Linked DNA regions of Homo sapiens: region 1 is linked to region 2. The links are chromatin loops, found by intact Hi-C in ENCODE. Cell type or tissue: B cell. All regions are shown on one strand. Links, peaks and the distances in the headings refer to the core of each region. The heading gives the core; the rest is flanking DNA.

The links. Hi-C counts contacts between places; a loop is a spot of excess contacts. Peaks named below come from ENCODE experiments on the same cell type or tissue, not always from the same donor. Only the 100,000 strongest peaks of a DNase experiment are listed, where the experiment ranks them.
Region 1: a loop joins it to region 2, with 2.5 times the contacts of the local background. A loop is called at or near these places in 20 of 110 quality-filtered maps.

What each region holds. Positions count from the first base shown.
Region 1 is chr12:93,386,660-93,396,445 of GRCh38, reverse strand. It overlaps NUDT4 (nudix hydrolase 4), which reads right to left. Exons shown (of 5, transcript NM_019094.6): 2 at 1,727-1,837; 3 at 913-957. Among named protein-coding and RNA genes, the nearest start is that of NUDT4, 14 kb to the right of the region's middle. In B cell, for the core only: no CTCF peak of the experiment used is centred there; a DNase peak (open chromatin) is centred at 5,695; H3K27ac peaks cover 1,792 bases.
Region 2 is chr12:93,163,310-93,173,095 of GRCh38, reverse strand. All of the region lies in intron 3 of LOC643339 (a long non-coding RNA gene), which reads left to right. Among named protein-coding and RNA genes, the nearest start is that of LINC02412, 6.2 kb to the left of the region's middle. RefSeq lists an enhancer at 4,856-5,405. In B cell, for the core only: no CTCF peak of the experiment used is centred there; DNase peaks (open chromatin) are centred at 5,145 and 5,995; H3K4me3 peaks cover 1,849 bases; H3K27ac peaks cover 4,568 bases.

The DNA.
Region 1 (9,786 bases), core at 833-8,832, 220 kb before region 2:
GTGTATCTAGGTCTGAATCTTGGATGAAGATACATCTGGACCTCCTTTCTCCCTGGCTTCCAGAGACTGCCTATCACATTCAAATTCCCTCCCTGAAAATTCTATTCTGCCTTCAGTAATAAGAGAATATATGAAAGAGAATTCTATTCTTTTAGCATCTGTTCTATGTACCTGAGATTTATATCTTCGTACAATCCTTTAAGTCACTAGGTGTATCATATAATATTTGCTAAGGGCAATGGGGACATTTCCAGATAAAACACATGAGACCTAAGCTCTTAGGTCATACTAAAAATATTGTACCTCCTAAAAGATCTATACCCTAAACAGTCTACAGTGGATTAAGATAAACATTTCAGTATCAGCTCCACTGTATTTTCAAACAGAAGTAATCACTACCATAATAATGCTATATAAAAGTGATGGCAGCCGGGCACAGTGGCTCACGCCTGTAATCCCAGCACTTTGGGAGGCCGAGGTGGGCGGATCACTAGGTCAAGAGATGGAGACCATCCTGGCCAACATGGTGAAACCCCATCTCTATTAAAAATACAAAACTTAGCTGGGCGTGGTGGCGCGTGCCTGTAGTCCCAACTACTTGGGAGGACGAGGCAGGAGAATTGCTTGAATCTGGGAGGCAGAGGTTGTAGTAAGCCAAGATTGCACCACTGAACTCCAGCCTGGCGACAGAGCGAGACTCTGTCTTAAAAAAAATTAATTAAAAATAAATAAATAAAAGTGGTGGCATATGAAAAAGTGGCTTTTACTTCCCTCCCTACCTAATCCTGGACTGACTGCCTACTGCTAGTCTGAGAGAAATGTCTGGTTCAGGCTGCTGCCACATTATTTGGTTGGTTAGGAAGAAATCATTAATTCTATTATCAGCAAAGTGAAGATTACTTTTTAACTCACCTCAAATATGCCCAGAAGTCTGCCTAGTTTTCCTTTGACTCCAGCCTATTAAAAAAAGATGAAATATAAAATGTTTACCTTTTTATAACAAAATGTATATAAATACAAGTTACACTCTGGCTATTTACTTAAATCTAATTAAATACAATACCCCTCCCCATACCAACTCACTATCTTCCTGCTTCTGTGAAGTTTTTATTGTCATTTACTTCATCAGCGGCAAGGACTGATCAAAAATTAGTATTTCTGGCTGGGCGCTGTGGCTCATGTCTGTAATCCCAGCACTTTGGGAGGCCGAGGCAGAAGGATCACTTGAGGTCAGGAGTTCGAGACCAGCCTGGCCAACATGGTGAAACCCTGTCCCTACTAAAAATACAAAAATTAAGGCCAGGTGTAGTGGCTCACGCCTGTAATCCCAGCACTTTGGGAGGCTGAGGCTGGCGGATCACCTGAGGTCAGGGGTTTGAGACCAGTCTGGCCAACATGGTGAAACCCTGTCTCTACTAAAAATACAAAAATTAGCCAGACGCGGTGGCACGTGCCTGTAATCCCAGCTACTCGGGAGGCTGAAGCTGGAGAATCACTTGAACCTGGGAGGCGGAGGTGGCAGTGAGCCAAGATCGCTCCACTGTACTCCAGGCCTGGCAACAGAGCGAGACTCCATCTCAAAAAATAAAAAAAAAAATTAAAATTAAAAATAAAGTTGCATCAGGCAAAAAGCACTCCTGGACCCGTCTCGCTGTCTTAGTGTTATGTAGCAAAGGGCCTTGTTTTTAAAACTCCGAAACAGAATTTGTGTGAAAGAACATCTCACCTCCTCATAAACTTCCCTCACGGCAGCACCGCCAGGTTCCTCCTCGGGTTCCATTCCTCCTCCTGGGACAATCCACTGGTCTGGGTACCGGCTGCTACTCACCAGCAGCACCTGTAAGGTGAACCATAACTGTATACTTCCAGCCTGAGAAGCACTTCGTATATAAACAACATTCTCAAACCTCTGCAAGGTTATAACTCTATTCTAGATTAAAATATTTTAAAATTTAATTAAAATTAGGGGGTACGCATTACACCACAAAAATGCAATTGACAACCTTTGTTAAACACCATCTTTCTGAAATCAGAATTAACATTAACATGGTCACACTACCAAATCACCTTATCTAATGAAATAAACTACTGGTGGTAAAACTCTCAAATTATTGGATAATAACAAAGGATAAAAACAGAAACTTGGCTGGGCGCGGTGGCTCACGCCTGTAATCCCAGCACTCTGGGAGGCCGAGGCGGGCGGATCAAGAGGTCAGGAGATCGAGATCATCCTGGCTAACATGGTGAAACCCCAAACCCCGTCTCTACTAAAAAAATTAGCCAGGCATGGTGGCGGGCGCCTATAGTCCCAGCTACTTGGGAGGCTGAAGCAGGAGAATCGCTTGAACCCAGGAGGTGGAGGTTGCAATGAACTGAGATCGTGCCACCATACTCCAGCATGGGTGACAGAGACTCCATCTCAAAAAAACAAAAAACAGAAACTTGGCTTATTAGCCAGAGTTGTATGCACTGAGGTCTATGGTCACATAAGTTTATTTAGTTATGGAATATTCCAAATTTAAGGAAATGACCATAGGTAGGTTACCTTGTTTCCTCACCTAAAAAATAAGAATACTAAGAAGATAACAGATGTGTGAGAAAGAAATAGGGAAATGCACATAAAGACGATTCTTGATACAGAGTGCTTGTTACTGTTATGATTAGGTGGCAAGAAGCATCCTTCACATTTTAAACCTGCATACATAGGCAAAAGTCACTTCATTCTTCTAACAGGCAGCTATCATTTATGATCTAGAACAGGACTGGCAGTCTGCAGCTCACCACCTGTACAGTCTGTGAGCCAGAAGTATTTTTACATTTTAAAATTATGTGAAATTCAAATTTCAGTGTCCACAGATGGAATTATTAGAATCGAGTCACTTACTCATTTTTACATATTGTCTGGTTGTTTTAATGATGCAACAGCAGAGTCAAAGCAGTTGTGACAGAGACTGTGTGGCCCTCAAAACTTAAAATGTTTGTCTGGCCCTTAATTTGGAAGTCTATGGACCCCTTACCAAGAATAGCATTAAGATTGAAATGTGGCCGGGCGTGGTGGCTCACATCTATAATCCCAGCACTTTAGGAGGCCGAGGTGGGCGATCACCTGAGGTCAGGAGTTCCACACCAGCCTGGACAAAACATGGTGAAACCCCGTCTTTACTAAAAATACAAAAATTAGCCAGGTGTGGTGGTGCATGCCTGTAATCCCAGCTAATCGGGAGACTGAGGCATGAGAATCACTTGAACCTGGGAGGCGGAGGTTGCAGTGAGCAGTGAGCAGAGATTGCACCACTGCACTCCAGCCTGGGCAACAGAGCAAGACTCCATCTCGGGGAAAAAAAAAAAAAAAAAAGACTGAAATCTACAAATTGTTACAAAAATACCCTATTACCTTAGACAAGTATCCTAGATTTTATTTAACAGGTAACAGGTATTACATACCCATCTTTTAAATGAATATCTGGCCGGGCGCAGTGGCTCATGCCTGTAATCCTAGCACTTTGGGAGGCTGAGGTGGGCAGATCACCTGAGGTCAGGAGTTCCACACCAGCCTGGACAAAACATGGTGAAACCCCGTCTTTACTAAAAATACAAAAATTAGCCAGGTGTGGTGGTGCATGCCTGTAATCCCAGCTAATCGGGAGACTGAGGCATGAGAATCACTTGAACCTGGGAGGCGGAGGTTGCAGTGAGCAGTGAGCAGAGATTGCACCACTGCACTCCAGCCTGGGCAACAGAGCAAGACTCCATCTCGGGGGAAAAAAAAAAAAAAAAAAGACTGAAATCTACAAATTGTTACAAAAATACCCTATTACCTTAGACAAGTATCCTAGATTTTATTTAACAGGTAACAGGTATTACATACCCATCTTTTAAATGAATATCTGGCCGGGCGCAGTGGCTCATGCCTGTAATCCTAGCACTTTGGGAGGCTGAGGTGGGCAGATCACCTGAGGTCAGGAGTTCAAGACCAGCCTGGCCAACATGGTGAAACCCCATCTCTACTAAAAATACAAAAAATTAGCCGGGCGTGGTGGAAGGCACCTGTAATCCCAGCTACTTAGGAGGCTGTGGCAGGAGAATCACTTGAACCTGGGAGGCGGAGGTTGCAGTGAGCCGAGATCATGCCACTACACTCCAGCCTGGGCAACAGAGCTAGATTCTGTCTCAAAAAAAGGAAAAAAAAAAGGGGGGGGGGGAAACAAAGGAATATTTGTGGGCTAGCTTAGGTTGAACTTCACTTAAGTTAAAATCAACTCAAGGTGAGCGTGGTGGCTCATGCCTATAATCCCAGCACTTTGGGAGGCTGAAGTGGGTGGACATCTGAGGTCAGGGGTTCAAGACCAACCTGGCCAACATGGTGAAACCCTATCTCTACTAAAAATACAAAAATTAGCTGGGTGTGGTAGCACATTCCTGTAGTCCCAGCTACTCAGGAGGCTGAGGCACAAGAATTGCTTGAATTCAGGAAGCGAAGGTTGCAGTGAGCCGAGACTGCACCACTGCACTTCAGCCTGGGCAATGGAGTGAGACTCTGTCTCAAAAAAATAAAAAATAAAAATAAATAAGTCAATTTGAACAAAAGTGTCCACAAAATTATCTTAGTATACTACCTTCAAGTAAATTTAAACAGTTCTCCCTCGAAAACACATAGGGTTTATCACGAAGTTTAATTCCCAGTGTGCATAGAGATGATGATGATAACTAAGACAGGGTCTCACTTGGACATCCACGTTGGAGTGCAGTGACACAATCTCTGCTGACTGCAGCCTTCACTTCCCGGGCTCAAGTGATCCTCTCACTCCAGCTTCCCGAGCAGTTGGGAGTACAGGCACCCACCACCAGGCCTGGCTAATTTTTGTACTTTTTTTTTTTTTTGAAATGGAGTCTCGTCCTATCATCCAGGCTGGAGGGCAGTGGCATGGTCTTGGCTCACAGCAACCTCTGCCTCCCGGGTTCAAGTGATTCTCCCACCTCAGCCTCCAAAGTAGCTGGGATTACAGGCACCTCCCACCAAGACCAGCTAATTTTTGTATTTTGAGTAGAGATGGGGTTTCGCCACGTTGGCCAGACTGATCTCAAACTCCTGACTTCAAGTGATCTGCCTGCCTTGGCCTCCCAAAGTGCTGGGATTACAGGAGTAAGCCACCATGCCCAGTCTGATTTTCGTATTATTTTGTAGAGGTGGGGTCTTGCCATGTTGCCTAGACAGGTCTCAAAACCATGGGCTCAAGTGATCTTCTCACCTTGGCCTCCCAACTGGGATTACAGGCAAGAGCCATGACTGATTTTTTTTTCTTTTAAATGCATGCCAGCACTTCTATCTGCCCTGCTCCCTCCCTGCTGCCAGGAGCTGCTGGCCTTTAAGAGTTCTCAGCCAGCACAGGAGTCCTCTCTCATTTGACTAAGTTACCAGGAACTTTTCCAAACTGGAAAGTTTCAAGCTGACAATTCAGCAACTCCCACCCTTCTCTCAAGCCCCCAAAATGCTGAGTTAAAAGAGAGTATCTATTTAGGCATAGAACCTCCTCTTAGAAAAGCAGCATTCCAGGCCAGGCATGGTGGCTCACGCCTGTAATCCCATCCCAGCACTTTGGGAGGCCAAGGCGGGCAGGTGTGAGAACAGCCTGGGCAACACAGCAAAACTCCCTCTACAAAAAAATACAGAAATCAGCCATGCATGGTGACATGTGCCCATAATACCAGCTACTCAGGAGGCTGTGGTGGAAGGGATCACCTGAGCCCAGGAGGTCGAGGTTACAGTGAGCTGTGATCATGCCACTGCACTCCAGCCTGGGCGACAGAATGAGACTGTCTCAAAAAAAGGGAGGGGGGGTTATTACATTATCAAATTATACCCAGATGAGACTTTATAGAAAATTAGAAAAAGAAAATTAAAAATCCAAAAGTGCATGCAAGGGTCTCTAAGTTCAAATTCTACTTTCAACAGAGAAACTACAAATCAGATTTCAAAACCTTTGTATTTTATTCAAAATTGGAGGCTTACAGAGGATCTATGGCAACCAAAGGCACTGGCCCTCTATCAAGACTGGCAAGTGAATGTTAGTTTTTAAGTTAAATAAAAATGTTAAGAGTTTGTCTCGCATCACTGGAAAAGTAAACAGCAACTACTGGTCCGGACTGCAGAGTTACAGGCCTCTTTTTCTGGTCACTAGGTTTGGGTTAGGAATAAACTGGTTTCTATTGCCTAGATGAAATTCTTGTTACACAATTCTATGCTCTCTAAGCAACTTCCTGGATTACGTTAATAATGGGACATAACGCAGGTGGCTAGCCGCCTGAAAAGTACATCATCACTTAGTAAATAGTAAATAGGGAGTTCAAAATCATCCATATTCAAAATGTTGCAGTCCTGAATAAATGAAATGCAAAGTCTCATGTATCTAGGTCATTGACTATGATGTTTCCAGTTCTCCAAGACAGAGCTAAATTACAGGAGATTAATAATGTTGAAAAACCATTAGTATAAGATGTGTCTGCTTTTCTGAAGAAACATTTTATGCTTCAGATTTTTTTTTTTTTGAGACAGAGTCTCGCTCTGTCATTCAGACTTGAGTCTAGTGGTGCAATCTCGGCTCACTGCAACCTCCGCCTCCTTGGTTCAAGCAATTCCCTCCCTCAGCCTCCCGAGTAGCTGGGATTACAGGCTCCCACCACCATGCCCAGCTCATTTTGGTACTTTTAGTAGAGATGGGGTTTCACCATCTTGGCCAGGCTGGTCTTGAACTCCTGACCTCGTGATCCACCTGCCTCGGCCTCCCAAAGTGCTGGGGTTACAGGTGTCAGCCACCGCGCCCGGTCTATGCTTCAGATTTAAAACCAATCCTGCATCTACAAGACATCAGCATGACTAAACTTTTCTTCCAAAAATGAGTAATATGGAACCCTTGTGTCTCAACATCTCTCTTTCATAAATTACTTTTTAGAAAGCCTCATGAAAATAGTATATAAATTTGATAAGTGATTTAGCACAATCCAGTAATTTATGATATAAGAATCTCGGCTCACTGCAACCTCCGCCTCCCCGGTTCAAGCGATTCTCCTGCCTCAGCCTCCCAAGTAGCTGGGATTACAGACATGCGCCACCACGCCCAGCTAATTTTGTATTTTTAGTAGAGACGGGGTTTCTCCATGCTGGTCAGGCTGGTCTTGAACTCCAGACCTCAGGTGATCTGCCCGCCTCAGCCTCTCAAACTGCTGGGATTACAGGCATGAGCCACCACACCCAGCCAAATGTATCTTTCAAAAAAAAGGCCGATAAATTTAAATGAGTAATTATCTATGGTCCAGAAATGATTCACATCTAAACTACTAGCTTAAGGCAGATGTGCTAATATCCAACTTTTGGTGATGGTAGTTTTAAAATCCAGCATGTTTCATTAAGCACTTGTCTACTCATCTAAATTGACAAACCTGCAGATAGAATTGGGCTCCTCTGGGCCCTTGATCTGCCAATTAATTCCAGTCTGTCCTAAACTCTGCTACTTTTGAACCTTTCATGCTTTTGAGGGTCTACAGCTAACACAGTCACCACTAGCATCATATGGCTAAATTTAAGATTAAATAAAATTTAAAATTCAATTCCTTAGTCCAGTCATATTTCAAGTGCTCATCTCAAGGGTCACATATTGGACATCTACAGCCAATTAATGGTATATCCTTTTCAGAACAGGTAAAATATGTAACTGTTAGTTATTTATCCACTTAAATTTTCATGCAAAACCTTACCACTTTAAAATGCTTTTCGAAAGAAAATCAGAATCATGAAAATGGGCTAGCAGGAAAGAAGCATCATGCACATGGTATCCAAACTAAATCCATTCACTTTTGTCTTTACAATCTTCAGCCTCTAGAAGGACAGAGAACAGACTGACTCCTGTCAAAAAGTGACAATTCAGCACAAGTTCTCCACCTTAAAGAGAAGCACTGTGGAGAAAGAAGTTGCTGATTTTGTTCCTTATCTACTAATTGTGTGATACTCAACAAGAATTGTATGTGATGAAAAGATACTGAATATACATCTTTCCCTCAAAGAGCTTATATTCTTGGAGGTGGGGTTGGAATACAGTCACATAGAATGCTCAATATTTTGTGTCTAAAAACTGCAAGAACACATACATCTATATAAATCTATATCATTATAAATTGTGGACAAACGATTTAGCCTAATCCAGTAACTTATCATCCAAGAGTCCCTTGACATCTCAGGAAGAATAAATTTGGTCAGACCAATAACTTCAAATTATCTTTCCATAAAATGATCGCTTTAAATGGGTACTTAATATCTGTGATATAGAAATGACTGGCCATCTAAACAACTAGCTTATGAAAAGAGGTCTCACACAGATGTCATGGTGACAGATTTGAAAGTCTGTCTGTTTCATTAAGTACTTGCCTACTCATCTTGAATAGTTCATTTGAGTGTTCAAATGAGGGCAAGGCCACATCTGGGGGGGTGGTGGTGGGGAGAAGGCAGTGACTAAGAGTGAGCAAGAACTGAGGGATACACTCCAGATAAGAGAATAGACTGGATGATGGCGTATGTCTGCCAGGGTGGAAAAATATGAACAGCATTAGTAGAGAGAAGGACAATTAAAACAGTCCCCTGCCTGCCCCCAACCCCAATAACAGTGAAAAGTCTTTTAACTTAAGGCCAACTAGTGTGATAGCTAGGCCATCCTGTGATCACCTGGGGTCTGTCATGCACTTGGAAGCGGTCCCCAGCACTAGATCTAGACCAGTACAGATGAAAAAAAGTTGGTATCACATTGGAGCATGTTTATATTTTAATTAGGCAGACAACAGAGGACACTAACAACTTTTTAGGCAAGGGGTTGAGATTAAGATGAAAACATAACTCAGTGTTTCCTAAGAACCGCCACACCTGCTCTATTGTTCAGTGCTATATGACCATTTCTCTTTCCAGAAAAACATTTCACCAAGTTAAAAAGCCTGAGATTATAAAAGAGAAACTGGGGATGGTGGTGAGGAGTTGCACCGTAGTGGAGTACTGTCACTCCAGAACTATCAGGAACTCAAGAATTACAGCTTTTCTGTTGAATTCACTTGGAATCTGTTGAAAATGAAAATCATCAATGTAGATTTTTCTGGACTACATTTTTATGGAACTACTAAAGCAATTCAGCTTGAAAAAACACGTTTTGTAAAGAGCATGCAAATAAAACAGTCTAGCCGGGTGCAGTGGCTCATACCTGTAATCCCAGCACTTTGGGAGGCCGAGGCAGGAGGATCACTTGAGGTCAGGAGTTCAAGACCAGCCTGGCCAACATGGTGAAACCTCATCTCTACCAAAAACATAAAAAGTAGCTGGGCATGGTGGTGCACGCCTGTAATCCCAGCTACTCGGGAGGCTGAGGCAGGAGAATCACTTGAATCCAGGAGGCGGTTTGCAGTGAGCTGAGATAGCGCAACTGCATTCCAGCCTGGGCAACACAGTGAGACTGTCTCAAAAATAATAATAATAAAAAAAAATCAGAGTTCATTCAGTATTGTTTTCCAGAGGCCAAAATTAATAAGAAGGTGTACTTTCATTATCAAAGATTTAGCTATGTTCTTCCAGTTAAGAGTTTTCCAACCTAGACAAAAGATTTGACATATCTGCTAATACAAATTTTAAGTGTTCCACAAAAATTTGAGAATGATGAAAATATCTAGTATAGTCAATAATGGAAATTTTGTTTCTTACATAAATTTTGGAGATACTAGTTCTGAGCAGTCCGTGTTTTTACTAGTTACATACTC
Region 2 (9,786 bases), core at 859-8,858:
AATCACCCAGCCTCAGGTCTTTCTTGATAGCAACACAAAGGGACTAAGACAGCTCGAATGTCCTTCCATCTTCTCTGCACCTGCTTGAGTCTTATTCATTCTCAAAGGCTTTGGGGATCTCCTCTCTGGGGTCTAGAAAGGGACTTTGGTGCCTTGGCTGTGTGTTACAGTATGGCTGTCACTCTGTGTGCCATGGTTTGTCCCAAGCACGTTAAATATATTAACTCATTTAATTTTGCAAAAACCATATGAGGTAGACACAATTATTATTTCCACTTAGCAGATGAGACTGTTGGAGCACGGTGCATCTGCCACTCTAGTAGTTCACCAGAGGAAGTCTGACATGGGGCTCTGACTATAAGTCTGTTGCAAGAACACAAAAAACAAATGGAGGATGCAAGACAATCCAAAGATGAGAAACAGTAGGAAGCTGCTGCTCCAGGTTGGAGGGACAGAAGGAAGTGGGGATGTCACCAGAGGTGAGGCACTGGGACTGCCCAGCGGGAACTGGAGCTCTAGAGGAGGTGCAGCCACTGTCAGAGCAGCCACCCCAAACTGAGAGGGGCTTAAGTACCCTGACATTCCCTCATCCTACTGCTAAGCTCCACCACTGCTTCCTGTCGGCTGAGCTAACCAGACACTCATGGGCAGGAGCCTGGGAAAATGTAGTCTGCAGAGGTCGCGGTAAAGATGGGGAACAAACTGAGAGAAATAGGTAGAAGATAGGCCCAGAGAAGTTCATTACTTTTTCCAAGCTCTGACAACTTCTAAGTTGCAAAGTCTAGGTAGTTTGGTCCCAGAGTGTGTCCCCTTAACCACTGATGTACACTGCCACTCTGAGAACCTGGGGCCAGGCACTGAATCACATGTCTCAGATGTGTAAAATGAAAATAATAGTGATATCCTCTGTATGGGGCTATGATAAAGGGAAAATGAGTTGACACACTTCAAATATTTTGAATAGTGCCTGGAATATCACACGCACAGTAAATTTTGGTCATTCTTACAGAGATAAGGATCCCAGGAGAAGGCAGTGGTCTGGGCATGGGAACTGTGTCCAGCACTGTTCTAGGCTCTTTCTCTAGAAGGTAGTTGCTATCTCCATTTTACAGACGATAAAACTGAAGCCCCAAGAGTTTGACTTACTCACATAGCAAAAGTGGAAGTAGGACTCAAGAGTTTGATTCCAGAGTCAATGTGTGTATGCCATATTAAAATTCCTGTGTGATGGACTCTCTTACAGCTAAGCTACAGTTTCTATGGGGACACACCTGTGCCTTTTTTGCCTTTGATTCCCTAGCACAGGCTCAGCACCTGGTGTCTTGGAAGGCACTCAGTACGTATTTGCTTGGTGAATTATTAAATGGCCTGGTGATTTGCTGGTGCCGTGGAAGTGGAAGTTGCACAGACGTGTTTCTGGACTTCTTGGTCAGCAGTGAGGTGCTGGAGGCCCAGACTCTTTTCAGAAACTCATTCCAGGCCATCTCCATAGTGCATGCCCGAGTGTTCCAGCTCTGCTATTTCATCCATCTCTGTGATGGCTTCCCCTGGACCTCCGCCTTGTAGAGGCCATCTATTTTCTACATCCTTGAGTGCTCAGTGGTGACCAAGGCAAGAGGATAAGAGTCAGGGTGAGGAAAATTGCATCAGGGGGATGGAAGAGAAAATGAAATGGAGTCAAAGGTCACCATTACACCTTAAGGAGTCCTCAAGAGCACTTCATAATCATCATGTAATCTGCAAATGCACATCTGGAGGTAATTATATCCAGCTAGGACAAATTATTTCTACTTTTATCTTAGCAATTGACCTAGTATATGAAGTGGAAGCAATTCACTGTTCTCTGCCTCTGTTTCCCCACTTAAACAAGAGGGAAGAGATCATTTTCACGGAGTGTTGGAAAAGTACTTTTTCATCATTAGAGAAAGTCTGTAAAAAATTAGTTACTGAATCTGGCTCTGGCATGAGGACATGGGCTAAAACTGAGTTTTTGATCTGTTGCAACTGGTATGTTGTTGGGGACGCTGCCATTTCTTGAAGTTTCTCTCATCTTTCCAGCAGAAAGAGTTGGGCTTCTTATAAGAAGTTGATGTATATTTATTAACAGCTAATATGAGTTATGTATCTAATAATGGTTTCCTCTTCCCTTTGGCTGCTTACAAAGGGCAGAGCCAAATAGGCCAGCACTTGGAAGAATGTGGGATTTCACAGAACGCCTTTTATGTCCTAACCACAGCCCTGCTACTCATTTTTCTATCCTATCTTTTTCCCCCATTACTTTTATTTAACTGATGGTATCTTGCTGAATTTTGTGCATCTTGGTAAGCCATCCTCAAGCCTTCCCAGGACAACACAAATAAGTAAATAAATAGTTATTGACTCAGATGTTTTTAATCATAGACTTGATTCCTGGCTGTGCTTTAGGGAAGCACTTTGTTACTGGCACACAAGTTACTCAAAGTATCAATGTTCCATCACTTTCTAGAATGAACTAATACAGCAGAGATCAATTTATGACAAAAAGCTATAGTATATTAAACTCCAGAGTTCCCAGCTGGAAGAAATTGTAATTTTAGAGTTGGTTGATCCAGAAATAGATGTTGACAATTGACTCAATTTTGGTAATGTTTTAAATGAGTCTGTATTTTATTAATACATATACAAATGATAAATTTATAATTTTTTATTGTATTTTATTAGTCACAACCAATCTACACACATTTGAAAATGGTGGCATATACATATGGTGAAAATATCATTTTCACTGGGTGTCAAATTATGTTGGTGAGCTTATAAACTAGAAGATCCATTGCAAGAAGGCCATAGATTCCCTAGAGGTGAAGCTTTGCAGGCTGGAAATCTTGGCATTCTTCCTTTACTCATTTGTTAAGGCATATTGAGTTAGGTGCTAGTGTTCCTAGGCATGCTTTTGTATTACAGTGCTTCGCTTTCATGAAAATTGGAAAACAATTGGCTCAAACTCAACCTTTAGTAACAAAATTTCCCTTCTGACTTTCTAGACATGTGTCAAAATTACTTCATTAAATTTCAACAGTGTTTAAGCATGCGTTTGTACTGTGATTTTCACTTATTAAGCGCTCTGATGTAATATCTTGTTTTCAATTATATGTAATTTATCAATTATATATTCCTATTAAAGAACAGATTCAAGAAGAGAGGGATCTGATTTTGTGAAAAAGAAATTGTAGGGAAGAAAATCACTGGACTGAGGTCATGCTGCAAGTTAGAGGCCAACCCTAGACAGGAACTTTGTTTTCTAATTTTCTAAAGAGATGGGGTCTTGCTACTTTGCCCAGGTTGGCCTCAAACTCCTGGGCTCCAGCAATCCTCCTGCTTCAGCCTGCCCAATATCTGGACTACAGACACAAGCCACCACACCCAGCTAGAGCTTTTTCTTTCTTTTCTTCTTTTCTTTCCTTTTCCCTCCTTCCTTTCCCTCCCTCCCTCCCCTTCCTTTCTTCCCTCCCTCCCTCCTTCCTTCCTTCCTCTCTTTCTCTCTCCTTCCTTCCTCCCCTCTCTCCCTCCCTCCTTCCTTTCTTTCTCTCTTTCTCTCCTTCCTTCCTTCCTTCCTTCCTTCCTTCCTTCCTTCCTTCCAGGTCTCTCTCTACCCTGCTCAAGCCATCCCCCGCCTCAGCCTCCCCCACTCCCTCAGAGTATCTGGTACTACAGGTGCATGCCACCACATTCAGCTAGCTTTTGTATCTTTGTAGAGACGGGGTTTCACCATGCTGCCCAGGCTGGTCTCATACTCCTGGGCTCAAGTGATCCTTCCGCCTTGGCCTCCCAAAGTGCTGGGATTACAGGTGTTTACCACCACACTGGCAGAATTTTATTTCTTAAAATGATTTTTGCTGTTTTTTCCTTTATCTTATATTGCCTAAGGGCTTTCTTTTTTTTTTTTTTTTAATATTTTTAAGTAAACAGGGTCTCAAGCCTTCAGCCACCCCTTCATCTCTTATATTTCCCTCCAGTGAAATCATAGTACTATGCACAGGCCTGGGTCTCCTTGTCTTTCAACAACTTTGGCTTCCACTGGGGTCTTGAAATCCCTCCGCCATCAATATACAATAAGAAATCCAGCTTTTCCACTCCAGCTGGCAGCTTTTCTGCTACACAGATTAGCTTTTTCATGAACAAAAACTGGCACATCTGATCTATTGGAATTTTATGGCTGCTTAATGGAATTTATTGAAGGCAGCTCAGCAAAGTAGTGTTGCTATGTCTAGTCATGCCTCAGGAAGTGTCTGTACTTAAACCCCAATATGAAAAAGCATTCAAATCCCAGCACTTTGGGAGGCTGAGGCAGGAGGATCGTGGGGGTCGGGAGTTTGAGACCAGCCTGACCAACATGGAGAAACCCCGTCTCTATTAAAAATACAAAACTAGCCGGGCGTGGTGGTGCATGCCTGTAATTCCAGCTACTTGGGAGGCTGAGGCAGGAGAAGAACTTGAACCCGGGAGGCAGAGGTTGCAGTAAGCCGAGATCGCGCCATTGCACTCCAGTCTGGGCAACAAAAGTGAAACTCCATCTCAAAAATAAATAAATACATACATACATAAAATAAAAAAATAAAAAATAAATAAAAGGCCCCCTTGCTTGAACAACGTCCCCTGCAGATACTTTCTGGGCACAAGGGACGCCGTAAGGGCTCCACTTTGCTTATCTCCGCGCGAATCTTTTACTCATCCTGACACGGGCTAGTTCTAATTGATAATCCGTCTTGCTTCCTGGGAATCCCCGAGGAATTTTTAAGAGAAAAATGCAACTTGTTTTGTGAACGGAAAAACAAGTTTGGCTAAGAGTAAACAAATAATAATGAAAGAAAAGCTCATGAGAAAAATAAAAATGAAACAAAAGCACTCTTTCTTTCCTTTAGGGCAGTGCAGGGGACGGAAGGACAGTGGGAGAGGGTGGGAAACGCAGAGGAGGCGGCTGAGTTTATTTTTAACATCAAGTTAAAGACATACTCTGTGTTCTTTCCTTTTAAAAATAGGCTTTTAACGTCTTGAAGCATTTTGACTATTCTGCCTGTGAGGTAAAACCCCTTTTGTGGCTGGCAACTCCCACTGGGTCTTTTCCCATCATTAAAGGCTTACTGGCCAAGTAGTTAGAGCGTTGGAAAAACCCCAGCACTTTTCTTCAAAGGTTCCTCATTAGCATATGCACACAGCTTCTGTGCGCAGAGAGGCTTAGAAACCCTGGCTGCTTACCTGGAGCTTGAGCTTCCTTGCATTTTTCAGAACTGATGGTTAGGGGAAAATCCTCTTTTTAAAATAGTTTGGATTCATGAAATAGTGGAGACAGTCTTTTTTCAGTCCACTGCAAAATTTATTAGTTGAGTTTATGAATAACGCAACATACCGACACCTATAAAATTTGATATGGGTGAACAGATATGGTAATAGCTAATCTCTAACACTTTTTGAAGGCTTCCTATGGGCCAGATACTGTCTATATGCATTTAATGCTCTGAACAGTGCTCTCAGGGTACATAATATTATCATCCCATTTTACAGATGAAGAAACTTGAACTCAAGGCTATTAAATAACAAACTCAGTGAGTGAGTTTGGGGGAAGAGATTCAAACTCAGGCAAGACAGTCAGTTCAGGTCCACTGCTAGCCCATACCATAAGTACATAATTAGAAAAGAAGTCCCTACTTTAAGATATTTTTGCTTCCATCTTTTGGAAAGTTATCAAAAATACCAATTTTGTTAGAAGAAGACATTTTGCTGCCACTTACAAGACTGTTGTCACAATAAATATATAGATCTGCAATGTGTTGATGAGGTGAAGCATGCCCCCTTAGATGTGACAAACTTGTGCAGTGCACAGCCTGCACAAAGGTCCATGACAGCTGTTCGGTACACGTACACATGCAAACACACATGTACGCTTCCACAGAAGAAAAAAAAGGCTGTTTTAGTTTAGTCTTTTGGTCTTTTAGAGGTAACCAGGCTGATCTGACTTCAGGAACAGCTCTTCTATGTGGCTCAGTCTAGAATGAGTATAGATCATATAAAAGGGTCTGAAACTGGTTGTATTTGTACATAGTTCAAAAATATCCTACTCTTACTTCCTCTTTGCTTCTCCTCTGGGGAATAAACACTCAATAAACATTTTACACAGGAAGTTCCGTGTACATAGGTGTGTTAAAGGATGAGGATAAAATAAATAGAATAGTTCACAAAACTGGGGAGATTAAACTTTTATTACAGAAAATTTCAAACATATACTGAAGTAGAACAAAAAGTATAATGAACCCCACTTTCCTCCATGAACCTAACATCCAGCTGTAAAAATCATCGACTGATGGCCATTCCTGCTTCGTCTGGATTTCCACTCGCTCTCCTCCATATTGAAGCAATTCCTAGACACATCATTTTAGCCAAAAATATTTCAGTACATTTCTCTTCAAGATATGAAATCTTTTCAAAATATAACCACAATACCATTATTACATCTAAACAGAAATAATAAAAAGTCTTTAATATCATCATATAGCCAGTGTTCAAAATTTTAACTGTCTCTCAAATGTCCCAAATTTTCTTTTTTCATTTGTCTGTTTTTACCTTGTGTTTTTTGAAATGGGAACCAACTAAGTTCAAACATCCCATTGGTTGTTACGTTTCTTAAGTCTCTTTTAATGTACAAGTTCTCCCTTCATCTTCCTTCATCTCTCTCTCTCTCTTTTTTCTTTTTTTCCAGAGTCTGCATTTTGCTGATGGCATCCAAGTAATGTTTAACGTGGTTCTCTGCTGCAGAATCCTTTCTGTATCTGTATATTCTTTTAAGGTGCTTGGGTGAATTTGATCCATAGCCAGGCTTGGAAAATACTGGAGAAGTTGTGTTTCTGCTTCTGGATTTCTTAATGTCTTTTATCTTTTTTTTTAATTTCATTTTTCTATTTCTTTCTTTTTTTTTTTTTTTTTGAGATGGAGTCTCGCTCTGTCACTCAGGCTGGAGTGCAGTGGTGTGATCTTGGCTCACTGCAAGCTCCGCCTCCCAGGTTCATGCCATTTTTCTATTTCTTAAATCCTCTATAGGAAATAAGGATTTCTTAATGTCTGGGTTGAAAAAACAAAACTCAGAGGAACCTGAGTACAATCATAAAAGTACATGTCCACCACCTGTTGACAGACGATGAATGTTGGCTTGAATATAGAGGGCATCTAGAATCCCTGGGGCAACTAAGGGGGCTGCAGGGGAACAACTTCTCAGCCAGGCTTGAGATGGGCAACAGAGCTGAATTAGCAGTGCTGGAAAAAAAAAGAGGACCTTCCAGCTGGGGGATTTGGTCTCACTTGAGGCCCTGTGGGAACTAGTAACCAGCAGGTGAATTGTTAATTAGCAGGCAAAGCCTGGCCTGGAATAAGCTGGTGCTTGACTTCAGTGGAGTTTAAATAGCTGGGAAAACGATTGTTCTAAGGATACTTGACTGGAGGCATTTCCAGCACATGCTTGTGGCAGAAGGAGTGATGTGTTCTGTCCTAGGCACCTCTGCTGCTTCTGTCATCGACCTAGGTGATATGCTTTGGCTGTGTCCCCACCCAAATCCCATGTGTCATGGAAGGGACTCGGTGGGAGGTAATTGATTCATGGGGGCAGGCCTTTCCTGTGCTATTCTCATGATAGTGAATAAGTCCCATGAGATCTGACAGTTTTATAAAGGAGAGATCCTCCACACATGCTCTTTTGCCTTCTGCCATGTAACACGTGACTTTGCTCCTCCTTTGCCTTCTGCCATGATTGTGAGGCCTCCCCAGCCATGTGGAACTGTGAGTCCATTAAACCTCTTTCCATATAAATTACCCAGTCTCAGGTATGTCTTTATTAGCAGCGTGAGAACAGACTAATACACTGGGCTTGCTTTCTTCTGTGCATCTTCTTTTTGTTTTGTTTTGTTTTTGGAGACAGAGTCTCACTCTGTAGCCCAGGCTGGAGTGCAGTGGTGTGATCTTGGCTCACTGCAACCTCTGCCTCCTGGGTTCAAGCAATTCTCTGCCTCAGCCTCCCAAGTAGCTAAGATTACAGGTGCCAGCCACCATGCCTGGCTAAATTTTTGTATTTTAGCAGAGATGGGGTTTCACCATGTTGGCCAGGCTGGTCTCAAACTCCTGACCTCAAGTGATCCACCTGCCTTGGCCTCCCAAAGTGTTGGGATTACAGGCATGAGCCACCACGCCAGGCCTCTTCTGTGCATCTCAAAGGCTTGAGAAAAATTTTTTTTTTTTTAAATAAATAACAGAGCATTACATTTCCTTGGTGAGGGGTTTTGGGGCTTTTTTCCCCATGTCCACATTGATCTGTCAACACCTGCCCCAGGTCCCTGCTGTTCTCCTTGCCCCATACCTGCTGCCAAAAGAGGTGCTTGCTGTCAGAAAGCCGGGGTCAAAGTGTCTCTACCACTGGCTAGCTGGGCAACCTTGGGTAGGTCCCTCAGTTCTCTGAGCCCTGTAATCTTTATGTAAAATAAAGATTGTATCACCTGCTCCACCTACCATAAGAGGCTGTTGTGAGAATCAGCCTCTTATGGTAGGTGGAGCAGGTGATCCAAAAGAGTTAATGTAGGTGAAAGTCCTGTCCTTCATTAAACCACAAAGCATCATCCAATTGCTCTTGTTGCCTGCTGCCTCCTCTCTACTTGTAGTCATTCATTCCTGGCTGAGAGTGCAGAAGTTGAACAAGGCCCCATTACTTTTTAGTTGTATCATTTGGGGCGAGTCATGCTGTGAATTTCTGTTTCCTCATACATAAAATGGGAATAACTTTACCTAGCATTTATTTACATCCTTCTTTATTTACACTGCACCTTGACCCAATGATGTTATCAGCACGAAAGCCGAGATAAACACACATAAAGCACCTAACCTAGACTTGGCACCCAGTCGGTACTCAGTAAAAGGGAATTCTTTCCTTCCCTGTTTGTGGAAATTGGACTATGGTATAACCCAGCTGAGATGCCTTCCTTTATAAAGAAAGAACTCCTCCTCTAATTGCTGAGGATAGTACTGTCTGCTACTCCTTCACCCTCAACTTTTTATCTCAGTGCTTTGCTCAAGGCCCAAACATGCTTAAAATTCTCTTTTGAAGTCTGTAGACTAGGGAGTTATATAATGGAGTCTTCTTTTATTACTTGGGGATAAAGATTCCTCAACAGCACGTGTGAAAAAGACTCAAATATTTGGTTGACTGCAAAATTAACATGAGTCAACAGTGTGATGAACAAGCAAGAAATGTATTTTAGGAAGTATGAAGGGAATGGTCCAGTGAGAGGATAGCCTTAGACTCATTCTCCTCATGTTGGTCAGACTACGCTTGGACTAAAGGACTCAGTTCCAGATGCTGATGCCTGGGGATGGATCATCAGAAAGGAGTGCTAGCAAAGAGCTTGGGATGCAGGGTGTTTGAGTAACTTTCAGAAAAACTGAGGCTCCTTAAACTGCAAAAGATGTATTTCAGGAGAGATATGTATTGTCTCTTGTTTCTTGAACGGACTGAACAAAACACCACCACTTTGGATTTACTTAAGAGTAATAATTTCTAAGGAGTATGTAGAAGTACACATTTGAGGTTATGTGACTCCCAGGGGAAGAATTAGGGACAGTAGGTAGAAGTTATGGAGAAGTAGTTTTAGTGGTATTTCTGTTTCTATTCCTCTTTACAACTCTGGGTTTTCGGAAGAATTAGCTATTAAAACTATTTAAAACTTGGCTTTCTTACAGCCAGTTTCAGCATGATGTTACATACAAAAGATATTCAAA